Regions from separate parts of the Homo sapiens genome. Here region 1 is linked to region 2. A link is an interaction called in ENCODE POLR2A ChIA-PET data of the cell type or tissue named here. Cell type or tissue: Caco-2. All regions are shown on one strand. Each heading gives the region's core, and the rest is flanking DNA. Links, peaks and the distances in the headings are about the cores only. Region 1 overlaps STXBP6 (syntaxin binding protein 6). Region 2 overlaps STXBP6 (syntaxin binding protein 6).

Region 1 (2,919 bases), core at 191-2,690, 57 kb after region 2:
CTAAAATAGAGTGAAGTGGAAAAAGCAACAATATTTTTGCATTTTATCTATAATTGCCAAAGGCAGAACATATTTGTGCTCAAAATCCTTCAAAAACCCTAGGAGTAATATCACTCAAATCTAGATTTGCTGAGAAAGTGTTTGTAACTATCATACTTTGCAATAACCTTTCCTCTAAAGACATCTTCAAAGAACAGTTTATTTATTTTCTAAATCACTTCTGACGTTGTCTTTTTCTCTGCTTTTGTGCTGCGACAGACACATAGTCTCTCTATGTCCTTTGTCCAAGGGATGGATTACAGTAGCCTTCCTTCAAGTGACATTAGCAGAAATGTCAACGATATATGTTCAGATGTTCAGGGCTTATTTTTCTTTAGGACAGTTTTCCCCCTCCCTTCAGTGGGTTATGTTAACCTTTAAAGTGAAAATTTCTCAAACCTTTATACTTGCAACTTTAATAAAAACTCTTTTTTTTTCCTCTAGTTCTGGAGAGCATATAATCAGTCAGGGATTTAATTCTCATTAATCTTAGTTTACCACACAGACAGCCTTTGAATTACTATCCAATGTTGTTATACCTCTGCACACAGAGACAACTGAGTGGAGGAAGGGATGAGGAGAAAATAGAAAGCTGAAACACAGAGGTGCTCTGAAAGCCCTACCTACTGCAAAACGGTCCTTCGGAATTTAGAATAATAAATCCCTCGTTAGATTGATCTGTCAGCACCCTACGAACTTCCTCTTCTCACTTTCCTTAGGAAACCAGGCCTAATCTATACAAATGCACATCATTAACAACTGGAAATTGAAAACTATGTACACTTATACTGAGGAAGGGAGTTTGGCTCCCCCAGCACTACCATGGAAAAAACTGAAAAGTGGGAGAGAATATACTGGGATATAGAAAGATTCCAGTTCACCTCTTATTAACCTTACCCCCTGTCAATGTTTCTAAACAAACCAAGCATCCTTGGTTTGTTTTGCTTTTTTTTTGTTTTTTTCCTCCAAGTTTTCTTTTTATTCTGATCACAGCCATATGCTAAGCTGCTCATTTAGAATTTTAATAGTGTCTCTAGTTCATAAATCCATTATTTCTTTTCCTACTAGCTTATTAGTCTATTAACAACCTCATACTGTGAAAACAAATTAGAATTGGATAACCTACCCAGCTTTTGACACCACTTTCCAGCTCTTTAGCAACTGCTTCAGATACTGATAAACCTAAATATAGAAGCAAGAAACACAGAGCCGAAATCATTTAGTATCTTAGTGATTAAAGCAAAAACATGCAATCACCAGCTCAAAGCCTCCAAGTCAGGCTTGCAGCTGTTCTATCTGATCATTGTTTATTTTGATTTATTCATTCCAAAGGTACTTGAGACCATGCACCCTCAGAATATAAATATTGCTAGTGTTCTAGAGCATGAATATTAAAAAGAAAATAGTTTTTAGAGTTCTTTAAATTGACCAAAAAATAAAAGCCCTTTGGATAATCAATCCAAGTAGTTTCCTTGTGTTGGAAATTTCCATTAAAACCCAACACAGGCACTAGATTAAAAAAAAAATAGTGTGACATTCCACAAGGCCAACAGATGACAGAAGATATCAGGTAGAAAGTTCAGCAGAAGAACTAAGGGTAACACACCTTTCAGGTTTTCAAGCCTCATAGCTATGCTCAGAAATACAAAGTGAAAAAAGGCCTCCAAAAAAATCTACTTTTCACAAATTTATTCTTCAACCAATCCCAAGCACAAACTGGATATCTGAATAAAATCTGTAGCTTTCTGGAAAATTATTCTCTTTGAAAAGTCATAGGCATTTCAGATGAACCTGTTCTAAAATCAAGGAGTTCTCAGAAGCCTTTCAGTCTTCCAATTCTCTGGACACTTACCCTTGCATTTTCCATTACAACTTTCCACATGCCTACAGAGAGCTGAAGCTGTTTCCCCCATAATGTGCTTTAAGACATGAAACACCTAAGCAAAAGGCCACATTTCTAAATGTCTCCATATACTTATGGCAATATATAGTCCAAACCATTCCCTTTCTGATACAGCAAATTATTTTGTCTTTTACTGGAGACTGCAGAGATTTAAAGTAATAGTTTGCAGTCCTAAAGGGCATTCATGCCCACGTTGGCAGTTTCAGGAAGTTTTATTGCTGAACTTCCAAGGAAGCTAATAAACATTTGTCTGGTTTCCTATTTAGACTTCCAGCACTAAACGAATACATAGCACAAGTGGAATTTCTTCAAATTAGATATTTTTATATCAGTAACAAAATTTTATAGGCTGCACCAGCTTTAAATGGCCTAAGTAGTGAAATAATGTTCTACGAAAGATGGTCAAATGACCTCTCCTTCGCCCTGGGCATCGCTCAATGAACTGGAATCACTACTGTCAAGAGAACGTGTTCCACTAACTTCTTTTCCCTTCTTCCCCTCTGATCCCAGTTCTTAGGAAAGTGTATCCTGGCAGAAGGGGTAGCAGTACCATACCATACTGGCTTCTAAAGAATCTAGAAAATATGTAGCCTCCCCATCACAAAGCACCACTTTGTTATATGCAAAAAAGAATATGACTGTGTCCTCTAGATAGAAGGCTGAAACATTTACAGGCACTTTAACTGACAAATATTCCCCAGGCCATAGCTACAGAAATATTTTATTTCATTAAATTTTGTCAAGACTTGCTATGCTTCTGTTAGCTTGCAACGAATCCACTTTTGGAGGTGAAATCTACTTTAAGTGGTAACATATTGCTCAGATGGCTCATCCCACCGTTCTGCAGAGCAGACCCAGGACAATCACGTGGGGATAATAGCCTGCACTTTCCATGTCTGCACTTTCTTAGAAATGGGGAGAGTATTTTCATATGTTTTTTATTTGTCCATTGAACTTTTAGTTTTTGAAGAAAAGCC
Region 2 (2,919 bases), core at 262-2,761:
TTTGGTACTAAAACCTCAGTTTACTTTGACTGGAATTTGAGGCAGAAATCATCAACTCTGCATTGGAAGGTAACCTATATTAGGTTTAAAGCTGTACTTAACGAGGGGCCAAATATGTGAAGTCCCTAGATCAACAAAACACTGCAAATTATAACTTCTATTGGCCCCTTCAAAAGCAATGTTTTGCATTCTTTTAATGTACAAACTAAAGTTCTGTTCAGCCTATTACACCAATTTGACATAATTAAAGTTCACTTAACCGATTTTACATGTACGGTTTGTACTTCTGCCTATGTAATCAAGGTAATACAGAGTTATAGAGTGGGAAGATATCTCAAGACGTTTATTCTCCACTCCAAATGTTACCTTTGGGCATGTTACCTTCTAAGATACATTATTTTAGTGTCTTTTTCTAACTTTTTTACTCTCATAAAAATAACTTACAACCCATCCTAATACTTAAAAAGCGTGACAAGAAACTCTTCTTTCAGATTATGACTACAGCCATTTGCATTTGCTTATATTTTCTATTCTTGAAATTTGTCATTTAAATGGTCTCCAGTTTTCTTCATGTTCAAATTGTCCTGGTTCACTTAGTCTTCCTAAATAGACTCCCTACCCCATCACCACCACCTGTGTGGTCCTCCATTGACCCTAGCTGAGCTCTCCATGTCCCCCTTCAGATCTAAGTAGAATGGTTTAAAAATGCATCACAAAAATACGAAACACAACAAGTTCACATTCAGAGTTGGACTGGTCAGTACTGCTATTTGAGTATGCCAGCATTTTAAAAAACTAAGATGCTACATGCTCATGGCCATCTTGTTATCTGCCACGGTGCTTTATAGGCTCATTCTTTGGCCATATTCTTAAAGAGATCAGAGAAAAATGTAATTGACATTTGAAACATGTTTTTTTTTTTTCTCTAGAAACCACGCCAATATTTTGCATCCCATTATGTTCTTTTTTCACTACTTTCATATGGCAGGAAGCCCATTTTAAACTCCTTAAGAGAGAAAAAGCTATCTCCTTTCCTCACTAAAGAACTTCACACTGGAGAGGCATGGCTTCTACTTCTATCCCTTCTCCAGCTCCCATTCCCAATCAAAGTAGAGCTAGGTGTTTAGCAGAGTTCCTTACACACAGTAAACATCAATAGAGCATATCCACTGAATGAACACTATTAATATTGGGTGATAGGTTGTTGGAAGTAGGAAGATGGCACTGAGGAAGAAAAGATTAAAAAATGAAAGGTGTTGCGTGAAGTCTGTTGGTAGGTGTAACTAGTAGTTGCCATGGCTTGAATAACTCCCATGGAGAAAGAATAACTTCCATGAATATGTGCTGTAGGTCTTGCTTCATCAAGCTGTACATTAGGAATGTGCCAGATGATGCTGTCAGGGGCCAAAGGTTACAAGAACACTCACAATGCAGCAACCAGCTGAATATTTACTACCTGCAGAAGCAAATGATAAAATATCTCCTCTCCAGAGCAAGGACTGTCTGCATGGCGTTGCTGCTTTCAAGCCATGGCCCACTACTGGATGGTGCCTGGAGAGCTTGTGATAAGAATGGAGCACATTTTCCAAATGTGAATATCACTAACTCAGGAACTCTGATGTCTTTCCATAACCTAAACTCAAATATCATTGCCTGGGACCATGGATCAAAACATTCACCTGACTCATCAGAGCTAGTAACTTTAAAAGAACCTGCCTCTCTGGGATGTGTGAGGACACAAAGGCAATGCATCTGCTCGAGAGTCTTTACTAATAATCTGGTGCCTCCATCTGACTCCATGGGCCCAGACCTCCATGGCCAACAGAGTAATTTCTTAATTAGCCTTTGCTGGGCCTCCCGCATACCTTAGCACTAAGCAGTACCAGCACTTCTATAAAGAAGGAAAATTTTCCAGGAACTAACAATATCAAACAAATAAACAGAGAAACTAAACTATGCCAAAATTCCCACGAAGACTTACTTTTTCAAACAGAAATTTTAGTCTATTAGCAAATCGGCAGATTCCTAGACACTCTCTAGTATGAATAAGAAATCCAAATGGGTCTCAGAAGATAAGCATTGAGGAGTAAAATGCAAAATAAAATATAAAAAAAGGAAAGACAAATGTATTTGTGCCTGGCAATGCAAACCTACATTGGCAAATCAGGAATTACAAATAAGATAACCGGCCACAGTTCTCCAAGTGTCTTTTTATTGAATCTTTTCTCAGCTGCTGTGACTTCATACCTGAAGTCAGTGATAACATACAATGCTAGGCATGCACATTTTGGAGTTCCAAGGCACTTGAGACCCTGTATAGCAGAGACACATAGGCCATCACAAAACCCTAAGAGTTGACAAAATCATGACAATTCTAAGCAGCCTTAGAGGAAGTGACTGACACAGTGACTAACAAAGGCCACTTTAGGGTTTGATGTTGTTACAAGGATAGAGTGAATGCCTCTCTCCTATATGTCTCTGCTAAAGAGGTCAAGGAAGTCAACGAGAGTAGGGAGATGCCACGGTCCACCCAGTGGTAGTGCAATGGCTACCCTCTTGACCACAGGCCATCATCCTTAGATCCTTATAGTTAGAACTCTGTGCATGCCTGGGATGCCTTCACAGCCACCTCCTCCAAATCTAACGTGTGTCCATCCTTCACAGGCCAAGTCTACATCTTCCCTCTGCCACATGGCTTTCCTCAGAAATCCAGCTCACACTTCTTGCCTTTCCCAAAATGTTTTTTATTTTTCTCTGTAACATTCATTTTGGGACTTTGTTGTGCCGAATCTGATTCAGAAACATAATGGAAACATGCTATTTGCAAGCAAATGGTTCGTCCTAAACTGCCAGGTTGTTTTTTATTTGTAATTTAATAGGTTAAGCTGTTTTTGTACATCTTATTCATTCTATTCATTT

Evidence for each region. Peaks named below come from ENCODE experiments on the same cell type or tissue, not always from the same donor. Only the 100,000 strongest peaks of a DNase experiment are listed, where the experiment ranks them.
Region 1: POLR2A ChIA-PET joins it to region 2 with 5 read pairs; 3 of 35 experiments call an interaction of 5 or more read pairs at or near these places.

What each region holds. Positions count from the first base shown.
Region 1 is chr14:24,927,399-24,930,317 of GRCh38, forward strand. The region is part of intron 2 of STXBP6 (syntaxin binding protein 6); the gene reads right to left. Among named protein-coding and RNA genes, the nearest start is that of STXBP6, 120 kb to the right of the region's middle. In Caco-2, for the core only: no CTCF peak of the experiment used is centred there; no DNase peak of the experiment used is centred there.
Region 2 is chr14:24,870,152-24,873,070 of GRCh38, forward strand. All of the region lies in intron 2 of STXBP6 (syntaxin binding protein 6), which reads right to left. Among named protein-coding and RNA genes, the nearest start is that of STXBP6, 180 kb to the right of the region's middle. In Caco-2, for the core only: no CTCF peak of the experiment used is centred there; a DNase peak (open chromatin) is centred at 1,420.